Linked DNA regions of Homo sapiens: all the other regions are linked to region 1. Evidence: read pairs that join two places in POLR2A ChIA-PET (ENCODE). Cell type or tissue: PC-3. All regions are shown on one strand. Links, peaks and the distances in the headings refer to the core of each region. The heading gives the core; the rest is flanking DNA.

The links. Peaks named below come from ENCODE experiments on the same cell type or tissue, not always from the same donor. Only the 100,000 strongest peaks of a DNase experiment are listed, where the experiment ranks them.
Region 2: POLR2A ChIA-PET joins it to region 1 with 47 read pairs; 34 of 35 experiments call an interaction of 5 or more read pairs at or near these places.
Region 3: POLR2A ChIA-PET joins it to region 1 with 24 read pairs; 34 of 35 experiments call an interaction of 5 or more read pairs at or near these places.

Annotation. Positions count from the first base shown.
Region 1 is chr18:3,600,420-3,606,805 of GRCh38, forward strand. All of the region lies in intron 7 of DLGAP1 (DLG associated protein 1), which reads right to left. It overlaps DLGAP1-AS2 (DLGAP1 antisense RNA 2), which reads left to right and starts at 3,318. Exons shown (of 3, transcript NR_119377.1): 1 at 3,318-3,796; 2 at 6,135-6,221. RefSeq lists enhancers at 1,544-2,338, 2,339-3,133, 2,909-4,108, 3,134-3,927, 4,305-4,374 and 1 more. In PC-3, for the core only: a CTCF peak has its summit at 2,295 (motif pointing left); DNase peaks (open chromatin) are centred at 2,752, 3,202, 3,682, 4,402 and 1 weaker place; H3K4me3 peaks cover 2,795 bases; H3K27ac peaks cover 3,316 bases.
Region 2 is chr18:3,443,817-3,450,202 of GRCh38, forward strand. TGIF1 (TGFB induced factor homeobox 1) reads left to right here and starts at 6,356. Exons shown (of 3, transcript NM_003244.4): 1 at 6,356-6,386. LOC124904237 (a long non-coding RNA gene) reads right to left here. Exons shown (of 2, transcript XR_007066269.1): 2 at 3,190-3,370. RefSeq lists silencers at 4,376-4,445, 6,106-6,215, 6,246-6,386 and enhancers at 4,567-5,188, 5,156-5,295, 5,189-5,808, 5,396-5,585. In PC-3, for the core only: a CTCF peak has its summit at 4,173 (motif pointing left); DNase peaks (open chromatin) are centred at 3,045, 4,485 and 5,665; H3K4me3 peaks cover 3,622 bases; H3K27ac peaks cover 4,000 bases.
Region 3 is chr18:3,457,165-3,463,550 of GRCh38, forward strand. TGIF1 (TGFB induced factor homeobox 1) reads left to right here. Exons shown (of 3, transcript NM_003244.4): 3 at 201-2,814. The coding sequence ends at 776. It overlaps LOC105371965 (a long non-coding RNA gene), which reads right to left. Exons shown (of 3, transcript XR_935106.3): 3 at 4,680-5,290. Among named protein-coding and RNA genes, the nearest start is that of GAPLINC, 5.9 kb to the right of the region's middle. RefSeq lists an enhancer at 454-1,014. In PC-3, for the core only: no CTCF peak of the experiment used is centred there; DNase peaks (open chromatin) are centred at 2,077 and 2,477; H3K4me3 peaks cover 1,626 bases; H3K27ac peaks cover 3,046 bases.

The DNA of each region.
Region 1 (6,386 bases), core at 837-4,836:
GAGACGGGGTTTCACCATGTTGGCCAGGCTGGTCTCGAACCCCGGACCTCAGGTGATCCACCTGCCTCGGCCTCCCAAAGTGCTGGGATTACAGGCATGAGCCACCGTGCCTGGCCAGAAACATTCTTTTTATTCGTTTTTATTATAATTGTAGTAAGGGCCCTGGTAGGGGATTTGAACTGTTTCTTTCCACAGTGTGGAATGATGTCTATATACATTACAGAATGGAGATATAGATATCTATAGAGATCTATAGATATCTATAGAGATCTATATAGATATCTATAGCTATATAGATATAGAGATATAGATATATATAGATATATAGATATATATAGATATATAGATATATATAGATATATAGATATATATAGATATATAGATATATAGATATATATAGATATATAGATATATATAGATATATATAGATATATAGATATATATAGATATATAGATATATAGATAGATATATAGATATATATAGATATATAGATAGATATAGATATATATAGATATATAGATAGATATATAGATATATATAGATATATAGATAGATATATAGATATAGATATATAGATATATAGATATAGATAGATATATAGATATATAGATATAGAGATAAAGATATAGATAGATATATAGATATATAGATATATAGATAGATATATAGATATATATATTTTTTGAGACAGAGTCTCACCCTGTGGCTCAGGCTAGAGTGCAGTGATGTGATCTCAGCTCACTGCAACCTCCACTTCCCGGGCTAAAGCAATTCTCCCACCTCAGCCACCCAAGTAGCTGGGATTACAGGCACCTGCCACCATGCCAGCTATCTTTTGTATTTTTAGTAGAGATGGGGTTTCACCATGTTGATCAGGCTGGTCTCGAACTCCTGACCTCAAGCAATCCACCCGCCTCGGCCTCCCAAAATGCTGGGTTTACAGGTGTGAGCCACTGCGCCTGGCCCAGAATGGAGTAATCTGATGTGGTCTTACAGATAAACACTTCACATATGCAAGGGTGTGTGTGTGTGTGTGTGTGTGTTTTAACTCATCTTTTCCATTCTCTTCCCAACCCCTCCTTTCCCATCTGCTACCCTCAGGCTACAGTTCGACTTCACAGATAGAAAAATAAAACCTACGGCTGGGCATGGTGGTTCACGCCTATAATCCCAGCACTTTGGGAGGCCGAGGTGGGCCAATCGTTTGAGGTCGGGAATTTGAGACCAGCCTGACCAACATGGTGAAACCCTGTCTCTACCAAAAATACAAATAAATTAGCCGGTCATGGTGGCCTGCCCCAGTAATCCCAGCTACTTGGGAGGCTGAGGCAGGAGAATCGCTTGAACCAAGGAAGCGGAGGTTGCAGCAAGCCCAGATCACGCCACTGCACTCCAGCCTGGGTGACAGAGCGAGACTCCATCTCGGAAAAAAAAAAAAATTAGCTGGGCGTGGTGGCGAGTACCTGTAATCCCAGCTACTCAGGAGGCTGAGGCAGGCGAATCGCTTGAACCCGGGAAGCGGAGATTGCAGTGAGTGGAGATCGGGCCACTGCACTCCAGCCTGGGCTACAGTGCGAGACTCCTTCTCAAATGAATGAATAAATAAATAAATAAAACATATGATTTACCTTGGCCCACTATAATTTTGCACTACAGGGTGGCAGCTCCGTGCTATGTACAAGCCGGGTGCCGCGCAGCTTTGATGCTGCCCAGGACACTGACCTAAAAGTGTGTCTGCAAGTACTCTCACCCTTCATTCATTCAAGCTTTGCCTAGTACACACTTTTTGGAAACCATTTCCCAAAATGCATGCTTTTATACCACATTTCCCACCCACCAGATAACCGAGACAGTGCACGTAACACAGTTTGAATTAAAGAATAATCTTGTTTTGGCCGGGCGCGGTGGCTCACGCCTGTCATCCCAGCAATTTGGGAGGCCGAGGCGGGCGGATCACGAGGTCAGGAGATCGAGACCATCCTGGCTAAGACAGTGAAACCCCGTCTCTGCTAAAAATACAAAAAATTAGCCGGGCGTGGTGGCGGGCGCCTGTAGTCCCAGCTACTCGGGAGGCTGAGGCAGGAGAATGGCGTGAACCCGGGAGGCGGAGCTTGCAGGGAGCCGAGATCGCGCCACCGCACTCCAGCCTGGGCGACAGAGCGAGACTCCGTCCAAAAAAAAAAAAAAAAAAAAAAACAAAGAAACTTGTGTTGGTAGACAAATAAATTCATGAACTGCAGATATAAATAGATCGAGCACTAGATATGTTTATTATCTCCAGCACAGCACTGCCTCCTGGTGCGGATTATATTCCAGTTTTCAAAAGGAACCATAGAAGATACAAGCAATACGATTTTATTTTGGAGGGATTTCTAGCATCATAGGTCAAAGACGTTATTAAGTATCGACTCTGAAAAAGCAACTATAAATACTGCAAATCGACTAAGCCAGAGGACGCAAATATATCCTGCGTGTTGTGTGCTGGACTGTGGTTGAGACTTCATGGTCGTGCTCTGGGCTCATGGGGGCAGCTGACTGCTCATAATTAAGATTGCTGTTGCCGCTGCCTGTGTTCCAAAGAGAACACAAGAGGACAGAGCTAAGGTGTAGGAATGCGGAAGAACTTGCAGAAACTAGAGCTAGTCTTCGGATTGAAATGAATTACCAATAAAGGGTTGGGAAATGGATCAAGGAGAGGGAAGCGTTTTGATGGTCCCTGCTCCGAGGTTCAGCCCATTTGCAGTTGCTGATAACCTTGTCAGGTCACCAGATAAAGGCAAGTCTTGTCACCCTCAGGCACCTGGCTGCGAAGTAATAAAACGGTTGCCTTATCATCTAAAGGTGGAGTGAGTCAAACCTCAGCCCAGGGTAATTATAGTAAACTGAAATTGCCTGTCCTTTACAAAAAAAAAGGCGGAGGGAGAGAGAAAGGAAAAGGGCTTAAGGCAGGAAATTGTGTTTGTCTTTCTCCTTGGATTTAAAAAAGAAACGAGCAAAACAGCAAAAAGTTTTCCAGGGAGTGAGAAAAGCAGCCCGGCTAGACTCCCCTCACCCTGGGTTAACAGGATTGCCGACAGATCAGGCCCACGTGATGGTCAAGAAAAGAGGCTCAAGCTGATGAAAATCCAAGAAATCTTCTTAGGAGCCTTCCTTTCTAAATGTAAATGACTGAGTCATTGCTTTGCTAAGGAGGGAAGGAAGTTACAATCACACCAAGTGACTCATTCATTGCTGTTAGCTCCGGCAGTTGGATGAAAAGTTTTAGCAAAAGCAGCAACAAATGTACTTTAAATACTAGCACAGTAAGGGAATTCCTGTCTTTCAGGATGAATGCCATCCACACAAAAGAGCTCCTGTTGACATCTCATTTACAATCTCCCCCAGGACACAGACAAGACCCTTTCAATAAATCCAGCTCAGAAACACCTATTGTTCAAAATCTTCAACTCGCCACAGGCTACCACCACTCCCTATGGCTTTGCAAAATTAAAGATTTAGAAGAAGGATGGGGCGGTGGAAGCTATGAAAAGAGGCAGGAAAAAAGTTCCTTTGACCCGATGCTGTCAGAGAGCGTGCATGAAGAAGAAAGTTAATGGTATTTCCATTTATATAAGAAGCGCCTAAGAAATGCCTGTGACGTTCGTGAACTAGTGATTGTGAATTCCAAATTTGATGCCAACTTTATGTGTAAAGAAGCTAACTCCTGCCAACATCGTGGCTGAATGAACAGCTGGGACTATGCTTAACCCATTCCCAGCTTATAAAAGCCCCATGGCAGCTGCAGTGAAGCATCAGGTGAGTCTGATATGGGCTGTCTGTTCCCTCGGGGATTTGAATCTTGCCTGTCCTTTCCAAGTGGAGTCTTGTGCCTAAGTGCTAGAGCCCACTCCTTCCTCCCCACTGATTCCCTTCTTTCCATTTCTGCCATTTCCCTTCTTCTTTTAATAAAACTTGGACATTTTCTGGAGTTACATGTTTTTCTTGGGATGTACTTCAAATTAAGGAGCATATTTATGTTTACAAACACACGCACACGCACACACACACACACATACACACAAAAGAATCGGGCATTTCTCAAGTGGTGATACCTTTACCCTCCTTATTTTTCACTTAAGGTTCCCCATCTCAGTACACGATCCCTTTATCTGCCCCGAGTTCAAGCCAAAACTCAGCATTATCTGTAAGCACTCCTTTGGGTCCTTCTCTCCAGTCTCTTAAATCCCTGTGGAGTCATTCCACATCCTTCTGTGCATCTTTCTGCTTCCCTAGATCCTACAGTTTTAATGTTATCTTCTGGAGTATCACAGCAACTTCCTTAACTCAAGGTTTCTCCAACTCTGAGTTGTCACTTAGTGGGTAGTGAAATAAGATGAGTCATGCAGTTTCACCATTTAGAAAATGCAAAATGTTAGGTAGAAAATGTCAGCGTACATCCTGTGTAGAAAAAGTAAGTCTTGTTGTGAAACCTCTTTCAGTTTGTGTGTGCGTGTCCCCGGATCTGTGTACATACTGGGCAACAGGGAAAATGCATTTTGTAGGTCAAAATATTTGGAGAAATACGTTTCTACTTAGTCTCACTGGGTCTGTCTTTTCTGTTTCCAAACTATTGTGTACACTTAGAGGAAGAGTGGAAACCCTCCAGCAGGTCCTGTCAGTCTGCAGTTTACAAATCTCCCCTCAGGATAAGAGTTCCTATTCACCCTTTTCAGGTCTCAGAATTCTGCCTCCTCCTGACCACTTTTCCTTTAGTTATTCAACCCATCAAGTTCCCTGGGTTTGCATGTGCAATCGATTCCTCGTTAGGGATATTCTTTCCTCTGGTTTTTCCTTCAGATACGAGCTTACGTTCGACCTCTTCCAAGAAGACGTCAGGAATGTCCTTCTGAATGCCTTTCCTAGTTCTCATGAGAACACAGCAGTTTTTAATCAGGCAGAGCACTTATTACATTATAATTATCTTCTTGGTTCCCAACTGAACTTTTAAGTTCCAAGTGGGCAGTCAGTAAATATTTCTTGGTGCATCAAATGCTCCACATTTTACACAGTTAACGTTTGCTGCCTACAAACCAATTTGGATAGTTACTTTAAAGTATCTTATCTCTAGTTCTCAAAGCTTTAGTTTCCTTTAACACTTAAGTATCTCTTGCATATTTTCTTTTCAAACACTGCTTCGTTAATTTGCAAATTCATTGGACTCCTTTCCTTAAAAATCAAAATAATAAAACTTCAAGAAAGCTGTTGTGACTTCTGGCCTCTCTGAATGTCAGATCTGTAAACAGGAAGGGCAGAACTCTGATCTCTAAAATCCTCTCCAGTCCACTACTCTGACCCTCTAACTTGAGCTTTCTCCAGAGAGGTTAAGTGACTTTTCCAAGGTCACGGAGCTTTTTAGCGGCAGGAGATTTTTTTTGCCTGTCTATAGATTTTTAAAAGCTAGCCGTAAACAAAAACCAAAAAGTTTACCGAGGACACTGAGTGCCACTAACAAGTTTGTGTGAAAGAGAATTCATGAAGAAATAGGAGACTTCAAACAAAACACTAAAATCAACAACAACCATAATGGATTCCTGCCTAGGCAGGTCGGGACATTAAGAAAAAAAAAGGTCTCGCTGTGGTTTGCTATTAGATGGAGAGATATTCAGATTTCATTTTTAAAATGAAAGTGAAAGATTAAAGAATTTTGGCATCCTGACCCTTTGTAGAGGCCATTCCTCAGAGGCACAGTGTGCAGACAAAACTATCCTAGAGGTGCCAACCAGAACAAGCTCTAATGTCTGTCTCATTCCTGAGCCTTGGTGCCTTGACGAGTCACCACGCTCAGGAAGAAAGCTGCAACTCGCCAGGATGAAACTGGGCCCCGCTTCTTAGAACCCTTCCCCGCTTCCTTCCCCTGCCAGAACCACACTAAAGAATTCGCTGCTCTCAAAGACAGACGTTTTCATTACTTCCTTACATTATAGAGTTTGGGCTTAGATAACCAGTTGTATGAGTAGTAAGTCAAACAGAAATACAACAGCAATAATACTTATTTCTTTCCCTAATTGTAATATGTTGTACTTCATAAGCCATCATATGCATTTGTTGCTTTTCCCCCTTCTACACTGACCAGTAGTTTTGCTTTGTTTGACAGAAAAGTATAGTAAGAAGAAACTGAATTTGAAGTGGATTCTTACAAAGGAAAAAGAAAATCACTATTGTAACTATACCAAATTACTATGTATGTGAGCTCCCAGCTTTGACATCAAGTCGTTACAGCCACGTAATGGGATTACGGGTGATTTTTACTTTATTCTTTGGGCTTCTCTGAATTTTCCTATATTTTGAAAAAGCACCTGCATTATTTTGTAATTATAAAAAAGTATAAATAAGAATTATACACACT
Region 2 (6,386 bases), core at 2,387-6,386, 160 kb before region 1:
GCCACTGTACCTGGCCATGAGTACTTCTTAGGGTTGTTTTAAGTAGTAAATAAAATAAAAGAAGGAAAGTATTTGCATACTGCCTGGCATGCTGTATACAATAAATGATTGTATTCTTTCTTTTTTTTTTTTTTTTGAGACGGAGTCTAGCTCTTTCACCCAGGCTGGACTGCAGTGGCACGATCTCGGCTCACTGCAACCTCCACCTCCCGGGTTCAAACGATTCTCCTGCCTCAGCCTACCGAGCAGCTGGGACTACAGGCGCGTGCCACCACTGTGCCACCATGCCCAGCTAATTTTTGTATTTTTAGTACAGACGGGTTTCACCATATGGGCCAGGCTGGTCTCGAGGTCCTGACCTCATGATCCACCTGCCTCAGCCTCCCAAAATGCTGGGATTACAGGCATGAACCATTGCACCCGGCCTGTATTCTTATTTTAAATTATTCTTATAGTCTCACTTTCTTTTCTTTTTTTTTTTTTTTGTCTTTTTAAAATTTTTTAACTTTAATTTACATTTGGTGGTACATGTGAAGGTTTCTTAAATAAGAAAACATGTCACAGGGTTTGTTGTACATATTATTTCATCATCCAGATAAGCCCAGTACCCAAAATTTCTGCTCCTCTCCCTCCTCCCACCCTCCTCACTCAAGTAAACCCCAGTGTCTGATGTTTCCTTCTTTGTGTTCGTAAGTTCTTATCATTTAGCTCCCATATAGTCTCACTTTCATGCATTATTCATTTGATAAATATTGGGTACCTATGATGTGTTAGGCACTGTATTAAGTACATAAAGGTTTTGTTTGTTTTTGTTTTTTGTTGTTGTTGTTTTTGAGACGGAGTCTCACTCTGTCACCCAGGCTTGAGTACAGTGGTGCGATCTCGGTTCACTTAAGTGCATAAATATTTAATAATGAAAATTTTTTAAAAATAAAAAAACAAAACAAATTTAAAAAAAGATTTAATAATGAACATACATTTGAGTGGGAGGTCAGAGGGAAAAAACCAAGCCAACAGTCAAGTAAGCAAAATAATTGAAAACTGTGATGTTATGGAAGAAATAAAGGATTGAGCTAGATTTGTGGTTCTGAACCAGGGGTGATCCTCCTCCCCATGGGGATTTCTATCCCCATGGAACATCTGCCAACATATGGAGACATCTGTGTTTGTCACAGCTTGGGGGAAGGATGCCACTGGCACACACTGGTTAGTGTCCAGGGATGTCACTAAATATCCTACAATGCACAGGACAGCCCCACAAGAAAGAATGATCCAGCCCCAAACGTCAATAGGGCTGTGGTTGAGAACTCCTGAGCCACACGATGGCAGCGGGGCTACCTAATTTAGGTCAGGTGATCAGCGAAGACTCCTCTAAGAAGTAACATTTAGGCCTAGCCTTGACTGGTGAGAAACTGCCAGAGGATCAACAAGTGGTGAAGGAACATCCCGGGCAGAGGGGACTTGGGAACAAGTAACAATGGAAAACCCATTGCCTTTGTGCATAATATACAAATGCCTAAATGAAGAATGGAAGGGGGCAGTTACCAGGTCGGCCATGTCTCACTTAGTATATTCTCTCTTGCTTGAATTTTCAGAACTTTTTTTGTAGTTAAAAAATGAGAAGAAGGCCGGGCGTAGTGGCTCACGCCTGTAATCCCAGCACTTTGGGAGGCTGAGGCGGGCGGATCATGAGGTCAGGATATCGAGACCATCCTGGCTAACATGGTGAAACCCTGTCTCTACTAAAAACACAAAAAATTAGACGGGCGTGGTGGCAGGTGCCTGTGGTCCCAGCTACTCGGGAGGCTGAGGCAGGAGAATGGCGTGAACCCAGGAGGCAGAGCTTGCAGTGAGCCGAGATTGCGCCACTGCACTCCAGCCTGGGTGACAGAGCAAGACTCTGTCTCAAAAAAAAAAAAAAAAAAAAAAAAAAAAAAGAGAAGAAAAGCAAAAAAAAAAAAAAAAAAAAAAGCGCAGACAGATTGGAAGAGAGCTTCTTGTAAAACTGGAGGTAGATTTCAGAGCACAACCCCCCACAGTGTTCAGGAGGCCCTGGCGTCCCTGGCATAATCTGAGGTTAGTTTCTGCCCTCCACATCCATCTGACCTTCTGAAATGACAAGATTTCCCAGAGACCACTTGATTTATAATCAGATAATTTATGTTGGGTACCCAGTTTTATGCCTTTTAACTTTGTTATATTTGGATGTGTTAAGTGATCTTGACTTTTTAAAAAAAATAACTAACATCACTAGTTTGGGCATTAAGTGAGATTAAATAAGTGTTTCATAAACTGTAAAGAATAATACAGACACAGATGTTGAGAATAAGGAGAGTGAAGCTTGTGCTCAAGGAATTATCTTTCCGTTTTTTTGTTTTTGTTTTTGAGACAGAGTCTTGCTCTGTCACCCAGGCTGGAGTGCAATGGCACGATCTCAGCTTTCTGCAACCTCTGTCTCCCAGGTTCAAGCAACCCTCCTGTCTCAGCCTCCCAAGTAGCTGGGACTACAGTCACACGCCACCACGCCCGGCTAATTTTTGTATTTTTAGTAGAGATGGGGTTTCACCATATTGGTCAGGCTGGTCTCAAACTCCTGACCTCAGGTGATCCACCCACCTCGGCCTCCCAAAGTGGTGGGATTACAGGTGTGAGCCACAGCGCCCTGCCTATCTTTTCGTTTTATCCCCTGGATTCCAAAACTCATTTAGGTAAAGAGAAGTGATGACTTGGCTACAGAGGAAAAAGGAGGGCCGGGAAGGGAAGTGCAGGCTAGGAAAAGTGACTAAAAACAAAAGTAGTAGCACCAGTTACACTATTCATGCAAGGAAGCTGAGGAGAATTATCCTGATGGGGCTGATAAAATCACCTCAAGATGGCTCTAGGCCACCCCAGGTTCTTAAGACAATGGTCAGCTCTTTCTTAAGCAGTCCAAGACCCTCTGACCTGAGATGTGACTGGATGATTACAGACCTCTTGTCCAGTGTTTAGAGCCTAGCTGTCTGCATATTTTATAAAGATATCTGCCTTCCAGAGACTGGAAGTGAAAGAGATCCAATGACTGGGTGAGTCACCCTTTCTCCACCTAGAACACAGTCCTTGATGGAACTCATGCTTTATCAATTGTTGTTGAGTAGAAGAAACAAATACATCCTCCAATCTTCACTTGGTGGACCTGGCATCAAAAAATAATCATATTAAGTGCGTTTATTAGTACACTTTTCTGGCTTATCTGCCTTTCCAAGTTTCTATTTGAGTTCTTGCCTTTGAAGGGTTTGCAGGCTGTGAAAAGTAACTTAACTTTTTAACAACTTTCTTTGCTTGGCCTTGAGGCAGCTTCAGAAGATAAGACGCCAAAAGGAACTATGTGTGCCTGGAGAGAAAAAAAATAATGGTGAAAAACGTTTATCAGTAGCCTCCGCCAGCACCAAGCAACGCCTCAATTTTACTCAAGCAATTTCCCAATTCAAGTAACATTCATATGAATCAGCAAATAATATGTAGCAAATTTGAATCTATATACTTTAAAAAAAAAAAAAAAGCACTGGAAAGAATCTTAAAAGTCATTGAATCCGTTTTATAGCAAGGCCCCGAGACTGGAAGGGACTGACAGAGCTAGAAATGAAACTTGTTTTTCCACCTCGAGAAAAACGAATCAACAAAAAATACCCTAAGCAATTGCTGGTATCTGAAGCCCACTTTTTTGAGGCTGTTCCCTTTGTTACGTTGCGCTGACCCTAGGCACTTTCTTCCCAGAATGCACCAAGAATCCGAAACTCCAAACAAGTTTGAGATCAGCGTTGGCTGGGGGGAGGCAGTGGGGGTGCATCTACGGGAGCGGTTGGGCTGTAAGCTTTCGCTACATCACAGAATTGTGCCAGTGTTTCTCTTTGGAGTGCCTCGCCAGCTTTAACAACCGTTTGGATATGACTTGCTCGGGCAAAAGTTGTGCATTGGCCCGATCAAGCCTGACTTCTAGCCAAGGTGAGTTCACATCTCCGTTTTTTCCTCCCCCTAATTCGAAAGAGGCTTTCAATTGTCTCCGCCCCTCCCCCCTTCTCCTGGAAAGTTTGTTTTCAAGCTATAAACCCTTTCCAATTCTCGGTTCCCATCTCGGTTGCCTGAGAATCGCAGTCATTAGCCAAGTCCACTTGGACGAAAGCAAAGCTACCTTTGTGTACATAATGAGAGCCACCGCGTGGCCAAGGAGAACCACGGGGAAGAGGGAAACATTTTTGTCTCGAGCTGGCTAAAGCGGGCGGGGGGGGAGGTAGGGTTAAACCGACCGAAGGCGTGTTTTGTGGAGTGGCTTCGAAAGCGGCCGAGGCAGCCGAAGCCGCTTTCGAAGTTAGCAAACAAAGCGTCTCCCCAGTAACCGCCCGGTTCCAGACGAGGCTCCTGCCACTCAGGCCGCGGAGTCGCAGCGTCGCCCAGCCCCCGGCTCCTCCTCCCTGCGTCTCTCCTCCCTCCGCTCCCGGCTCCCCAGCGGATAGGAGCCACCAATCCCAGCCACAGACAACCCTTCAAACGAAATAGCGAGGCGGCCCCCTCTAACGGGCGGCGGGGGCGCTGGCCCCCTCCCTGCGCCACATCTGTCCCGCACCGGGCGCAGCAGCTGATTCATCTGCAGCCAGGTCCGGGAAGGAACTGTGCTCCCGGCAGTTGCAGGGCAGCGTCCGGGCGGGTGGCTTGTCCCCAGGACCGCGCTCCCCCCGAGCCGTTTTAGGTGTGTGTTCTCTTCTGTCCCGAGCAGTCAGCAAACCACAGAAGAAAAAAATCGTAAGGTTGCTGCCTTCTTAGAGAGACGCTTTTTTTCCCTGTTGATTCATTTTAGTCCTGTAATTGGAAAAACCACCCAGGCTTTTTAAACTCTGGCCTCCACGCATTCTAGGGGCGGGGGTGTCTTTTTTTTTTTTTTTTTTTTTGAGGGAGGGTGGCAGGCTAGCTCTAGTTCCTGAAACAGACGCTCCGAAGTCGAGTTAGTTATCCCTTGGCCGTCTTAGTACTCCTCGGGTTTAATCTTATTTCCACAGAGTTTCTTCTGCCGGGATCTCCACCGAGGTTACCGAACAAAAACAGCACAGAGCCCAGACTGGAGGCAGACCCGGGCGCTGTCTCTGCTAGGCTTATTTACGTTTAGGGCTTTTCTTTCCTTTTTTTAAAGTGATGGGGGAAGTCTCATTGTGTGGCATGTGACAGTTCGTTTGCTTCAAAACAACAGGACGTAACCACGCGAAAACTAGAACCAGAGGAGGGGGCATGCGTTTCTTCAAGTCAGCCAAACAGCATCTGGTCTTTGAAAGCGCAATTTCATCAAGAAACTCCTGTTGGATCCCTCCTAACTGTGGACCAAAATAAGCCAACAGGAACGGGTGTTTACTTAATGGCTAGTTTCTGTTTGAAATGGGAGGAGGGATCCCCTAGCAGGGTTCCAATCCGAAGAGTAGACACTGTTGACCGAAACAGACGAGCAGGCACGGCGTGGTCACCCCTTAGCTATAAAAGTGGCCGCTGCCGGGGTTCGGCGACTCGGGGTGTCAGGCGGAGTCTTGGTGAGGCAGGCGCGCGCCCGGCCGTCCCCGGGCAGAGACGTTTAAAGAGCATGTGAGCGTGACAAGTGTCTGTCCGCAACGTGTCAGATTTCGAAACTGCCTTGCAATCCAGTCCGGAACTCGCAGCTTTAGCCCGGGGGAACAGACGTTCGTTTAGGCTGTGTCTCATCATTCCCCCCCGCCCCACCCCCGCCGACCTCCCACTGTCGCTGCTGGAGGAAGAGCCCCGGGAGGAGAAGGGTGCGCCGCGCCGCGCCCGCGTGTCAATGGCAGCCGCGCATTCTGGAAGAAGTTGGTTCTTGTCTCGAATACTTTTCCTCCCGTGCCCCGCCCCTTGAATCAGAGGCGGCTGTCTCGTGCGGCTAGAGCAGGGCCAGTAGAGTTCGGGGCAGCTGTCAAAAACGAGACGGGGAGGCTTTTCTTCCCGGGGGTGGAGGAGGGAAGGAGGGAGGTGTCCTTTTTTCCATCTGTTGCAGTTTCCGAACCAAACGCACCCTCGCCAGCCCCGGGAAGAAAGGCCCAAGGGAGAAACCTGGGGCGCTCGGCTGGTGCCCCCACCGCCGGGCGAGGGATGCGGGCGGTCCGTGCGCGGCAGGCGGAAAGGATCGTGTTTCTGGACCCGGCCACCCCCCGCGTCCGCACCGCCGCCCCCGAGGGACGAGTGACAGCGGCCGCCGCGCTCGGTCCAGTCTTCCCGGCTGGAAGGTGCGGGGGAGGGGCGGAGGAGCGGCGGGGCGGGAGGGGGACGGGGCGGGCGGCTGGGGGCGGAGGCAGGACCTCCTGTACCTTCCCTCCTCGCCTCTCTCACTCTGACAGCGCCGAGGTGCGCCGAGCAGG
Region 3 (6,386 bases), core at 1-4,000, 140 kb before region 1:
CTAGAAGGCTTATGACAGGTGGTAGCTTGCTTTCTTGGCGGAGCTCAGATACCTTGAAATAACATTGTAAATTCAGATAAGGCTTTTCATGCTTTCTTTAATTCAGAGAGCAAGATCAATTAGGTACCCCATAGAACATTCTCAGAACCCGTTGGCTGAGTGAATGAGGAAAATGTTAAAGCGTACCGATATGATTTCAGGTCTGTAACTGGTTCATCAACGCCCGCCGCAGGCTCCTCCCTGACATGCTGAGAAAGGATGGCAAAGATCCAAATCAGTTCACAATTTCCCGCCGTGGGGCCAAGATTTCTGAAACGAGCTCTGTGGAGTCCGTGATGGGCATCAAAAACTTCATGCCAGCTCTAGAGGAGACCCCATTTCATTCCTGTACAGCTGGGCCAAACCCAACCCTAGGGAGGCCACTGTCTCCTAAGCCGTCATCCCCGGGATCAGTTTTGGCTCGTCCATCAGTGATCTGCCATACCACTGTGACTGCATTGAAAGATGTCCCTTTCTCTCTCTGCCAGTCGGTCGGTGTGGGACAAAACACAGATATACAGCAGATAGCGGCCAAAAACTTCACAGACACCTCTCTCATGTACCCAGAGGACACTTGTAAATCTGGACCAAGTACGAATACACAGAGTGGTCTTTTCAACACTCCTCCCCCTACTCCACCGGACCTCAACCAGGACTTCAGTGGATTTCAGCTTCTAGTGGATGTTGCACTCAAACGGGCTGCAGAGATGGAGCTTCAGGCAAAACTTACAGCTTAACCCATTTTCAAGCAAAACAGTTCTCAGAAATGTCATGATTGCCGGGGTGAAGGCAAGAGATGAATTGCATTATTTTATATATTTTTTATTAATATTTGCACATGGGATTGCTAAAACAGCTTCCTGTTACTGAGATGTCTTCAATGGAATACAGTCATTCCAAGAACTATAAACTTAAAGCTACTGTAGAAACAAAGGGTTTTCTTTTTTAAATGTTTCTTGGTAGATTATTCATAATGTGAGATGGTTCCCAATATCATGTGATTTTTTTTTTCCTCCCCTTCCCTTTTTTTGTTATTTTTTCAGACTGTGCAATACTTAGAGAACCTATAGCATCTTCTCATTCCCATGTGGAACAGGATGCCCACATACTGTCTAATTAATAAATTTTCCATTTTTTTTCAAACAAGTATGAATCTAGTTGGTTGATGCCTTTTTTTTCATGACATAATAAAGTATTTTCTTTAAAAATTGTTGTAATTCAGAGTATTTCTGTTGAGGGAGGTGCTTCTTAAAAATAAGTAGGAATATAGCACCCCAGTGAGCAGGAAGCTGGGGGGGTAGGGTGCAGTGTTAGGGGGTGTCACCAGCTCTTTGAAAACCTGTGGACAACAAGCCAGTTTGCATAAACAGGATGTGTGATATTTACTCTTGATAGGAGGCATAGCAGGCCCTTAGAGCTTTACTTAAACTGCATGGCAAATTGAAATGAATCATTTTAGTGTTTAGCTAGCCACTAAATCCCTTGCTGATCTGTCCTGCGTAGTTTAAAACGTGGCCATGTTATAAAGAAAAGTCTTGAAGCATCCGGTTATTGCTGAGTTTTCAGAAGAAAACAACGCAAGCAATCTCTTGCCCTTTTTCCACGTTACCCTTTAAAATAACCTTTGTTCAGTGGTACATTTAGTTAAGGCATTTGTATTCAAATGTAGCATAGTATTTGCAGAGAAATTACCTTTTAAAACATCTCAAAAGTGTTTTCTAAAATGATGAAATAAACGGTGGGGTTCTGTCTATGGTGGGATTGTCAGTTTATTAGGTGAGTATTTTCCAAGGTCTCAGTTTGTGAAAAAATGGTGCTATGTACAAGTGGAGTTTGTTGGGATAGACAATCACTTACAAAGCCCAGATGGCCAGAAGGGAATTGGTGTTGCTCCTTTCACTTGTATGGTTGAGCAGATTTGTCACATGCCACAAAACCATTCTTTGTAGTCATGCTTAGTATGAGCTTGCTTTGTTGTTACGGTCATGTTCTTTCCAGCCCTGCCCCAGCTATGAATTGTCTAAGTGTGAGGGAGCATCAGAGCTTCAGTATTGTTTAAAGAATGTAGAAAAATACAAATTTGTCTAATTTTGAAACTATTTTAGAAAGTCCCTACTGTAGAAAGAGCTAAACTCAAAGACTTTCCTTGTAAGTGAAAGAAAAAAACTGCTGATGATTACCAAGAGGCGTAAGAAAATTAGGTGAGGGAATGTTGTGCTCTAGCCTGTGGGGTGCAGCTTCGTAGGGCACATCAGCTTAGAATGGTCTGGCCTCACCTCAGAGAGTCACAGAAATAGACAAAAACCCAAAAAGTACTAGTAAAGTAAATACAAGGAACAAAATAAACATTAATAAAAATGAATGACGCAAAGGTGATCCAGAATCATTACTTGCTCCAACAGCTAGATCAAAGGCTGAACATTTTGCTTTAGTATAGATGAGGGAAATGAGCAAGTCCTAAAAGGTTTGCCCTGTTACGGTGTTTCATCACTCATACTGGAAGGAGAAGGAAAGGAGCCATATGACTCATTTAAAAGAAAAACTGTAAGTCACCTTAAATTCCCTATGTTTTACTTCATTTTTTCCCTATTGAGGTTGTTACAGGTCATGGTTGATAATAGTTGGTGTTGAATGAATGTAATCCATTATTTAAAAACAGGTACATTTAAGTGAAAAGATAAATGTAAAAAGCTGTTCATATCAAAGCCAAATAGAAATGATTTTTATGCTTATAATTTACATGGTGCAATATATCTTTTTAATTTGTTTACTTTTCACCTATTTGTGTTTTTGAAGTTCATCCCATAGCATATAGTTTGGGTCTTGCTTTTTTATTTAGTCTAATGATCTCTGCCTTTTACTTAGCATTTGTCAATTTACATTTACTGTAATTATTGATATGTTTAGATTGAGTTTACCATTTGGCTTTTTTCTTTGCTCCTCTTTTCCTGCCTTCTTTCAGGTTGAATATTTTTATTATATATCATTATATCATTATTATTATATATTATATATCATATATTAAGATATATGAGAATATCAGCATTCTCATATATATAATGTCTTTTTCTCTGATTTTGTTTTAATTTCTCTTTTTAAAAAAGTATTCTTTTTTTTTTTTTTTTTTTGAGACGGGGTCTCGCTCTGTCACCCAGGCTGGAGTGCAGTGGCGTGATCTTGGCTCACTGCAACCTCCACCTCCTGGGTTCAAGGGATTCTTGTGACTCAGCCTCCCAAGTAGCTGAGATTACAGGCATGCACCACCATGCCAGGCTAATTTTTTTGTATTTTTAGTAGAGATGGGATTTCGCCATGTTGCCCAGGTTGGTCTTGAACTCCTGGCCTCAAGTGAATTGCCCTCCTCAGACTCCCAAAGTGCTGGGGTTACAGATGTGAGCCACCAAGCCTGGCCTATTTTTATAGATTTAGGGGGTACAAGTACAGTTTTGTGTTTTAATTTTTCTATTGGTTTATAAACTATACACCATATTTTTAAAATGGTTCTTCTAGGTATTACAGCATACATCTTTGACCTACTACCATCCACTTAGGGTTAATATGATACAGCTTCATAAAATACAGAACCTTGGAACAGTATAGTTCCATTCACCCTCTCCTCTCTTCCTTGGTTTTTCACATATATTACAGCTACATACATAATAAACGCAACAGTACGATGCTATCATTTTCACTTAAAACAAGCGTCATTTAAATGATTAAGAGAAAAAAGAATGTATCTTTTATATTTGCCAAACATTGACCATTTCTGATGTTCTTCATTGTCTCCTATAGATTTGAGTGACATCTGAGGTCTTTCCTTTTCAGCTTGAATGATTTCTTTGAGAACTGTAGTCCAGTGACAAGTTTAGGCTCATTGAAACGCTTTGAAAATGAGTTCATGGAAAATGACTTTATTTCACTTTAATCTTTGAAGGATCATTTCACTGATGGGGAATTCTGGGTTGATAGCTTTTTTTCTTACAGCACTTGGCAGGCATTTATTGTCTTTTGGCCTCCATTGTTTCTGATGAGACATCAGCTGTCATTTGTATCATTCTCATAAATATAATGTCTTTCTCTGGCTGTCTTATTTTTGAATTTCAGCAGTGTCACTAAAATATGCCTAGGTATGGTTTGTTTGTACTTATTTAGCTGGGGGTTCATTGAACTTTTGGATCTGTAAATCTATTTTTTTTATTTATTTTAAAATCAAACTTGGGGAAATTTTGGCCATTTTTTCCATTTATTTCTTGCTTTCCTGTCTCAGAACTCCAGCAAATTTACATTAGATCACTTGAGGTTGTCCTGTATGTCTCTGAAGCTCTTTTCTTCAGTCTTGTTTCTGTTTTAGATTGAATAATTTGTATAATTTATTTGCAATTCACTAACTCTTCTGCTGTCTTCAGTCTGCTCATGAACGTATCCAGTGGACTTTCATTATAGTACTAGTATTTTTCACATGTAAAATTTCCACTTGGTTCTTTAGTATTCCTAATTCTCTGAGATTCCTCATTACTAATTATGAATATATATCCTTATAAGCATTTATAATAGCTGCCTTAAATACTTGTTTGCTAATTGTAACATGTCCTAATCAGAATCAGTTTCCATTGATTATATTTCACTTCTGTATGGGGTCATTTTTTTTTTTTGCTTGTCTAGTGATTTTTTATTACATGCTGGACAGTATGGATGGTACATTAATAAAGACTACGGATTTGGCTACATTCCTCAGAATAGTTAACTTTTGTCCTCAAGCAGCTCATTCGCCTGAACTGAAACTTCAAACCATCCTGTAATGGATAGCAGCCGAAGTCTCTGATTAGTTTTCAGCTTCCGGCTGCTGCCTTTCAATGGGCCCACTGGCGTCTCCCCTGCTGCACAAACCAACTAGGGATTTGAACAAAATTTCTGTTCAGAGGTTGAGATTTGCTCCTTCTTCAGTTCCCCTCTTTCCAGAATTCTTCTCCTAACTTTCTTAACTTTTGCTCTGCTCTGCCCACCCCATTTCTGTCCTTGACATCTCAAGCCACTGAAGATGCAGCTTTCTGCCACCCCTAACCTTCTGAAGAATGAGGACTGCCTTCAGGCAAAAGGTGCAAACTTGTACATCTTGAAGTTCTCTTCTTTTAGGGGAAGACGACCCTCCAGTTTATGCTTTTGGTTACTCTTCAGGCCTTCAACTAGCTTTTTGTTTGTTTAACTTTTTGTTCATTCACACTTCATGATTGTTAACCTGGAGGGAATTAGTCTGAAAAAGGAAAAAAAAAATCCACTATTACTAGAAACTAGAATTTTACTATAGTTACTTTGAAACTCCAAATCAGTGGTTCTCAAACTTAACTGAACACTGGAATCACCTAGAAAGCTAAAAAAAAACAAACAAAAAACAAAACAAAACAAACAAAAAAAACTGTGGCCTCGAGTTGGGAATTTTTAGAAGATCTCTTAGTGATTCCAATGCATAGACAAGATTGAGAACCATTGCCTTAAATAATTCTTTAAATCAGCCATTGTTTCTGTCCTTATCCAGAACATGGGGAGTTGACCGTTCTTTTTCCAGACCTAAAAACAAAACAAAACAAAAATTGTTTCTGTAGTCTTTTTTGTTTGGACAGAAGGACTGAAAATTAGAGTCTTACAGAAATGTAATTTGTCTTACAGAAATATAATTTGCTGTAGAATTATTTTGTCACCCAGGTCAGCTTGTTCAATTAGAGTTTAGCATAAATTTGATATTTGGTACTATATACACATAGCTCATACCATATGTAAAGCTAAGCCTCTGAGTGATAGACCCCAAAACTTACTGCAGGAATACAAAATATTCATTTGTATTCAATCAAAAAGTAAAATTTATCTCTGGAAACTGGCCAGAGAGCAAAAAGCAATGTTTAGAGATCAGTTTTAGGTCTCATTCAGCTCATTAACAGGAGAATGTGTCAAGTCTTAACCTCCAAAAATCGTGACCTCTAATTAAAAACAGGCTATGTTCTGGGCTGAGTTTTATGATTCAGAGGCTGAAAAGAGAGACATTCAACAAATGCTTTGTGGCTGAAAGAAGAGCAGTAACTTAGGGTTGATGGTTACAATAGCACAGCTGGCAAAGAAAGGAAGCATGAGAAATCAATGAATAAAAATAATAAGTAGTACAGAGATTTAACTAAATATCAAGGAAACGGGGTTTTTGAATGAAATGTGTTATAGACATCAATAGAATGTGCAACCTTTGAAGCACACTGTGGGTGACTTAGAAAGGAAACCAAATCCAATGATGGAAATTTACTCAGGTTTAGAAGGAACATATTTATAGACAAATATTTAACATAGAGGTAAGGAAAATAAAA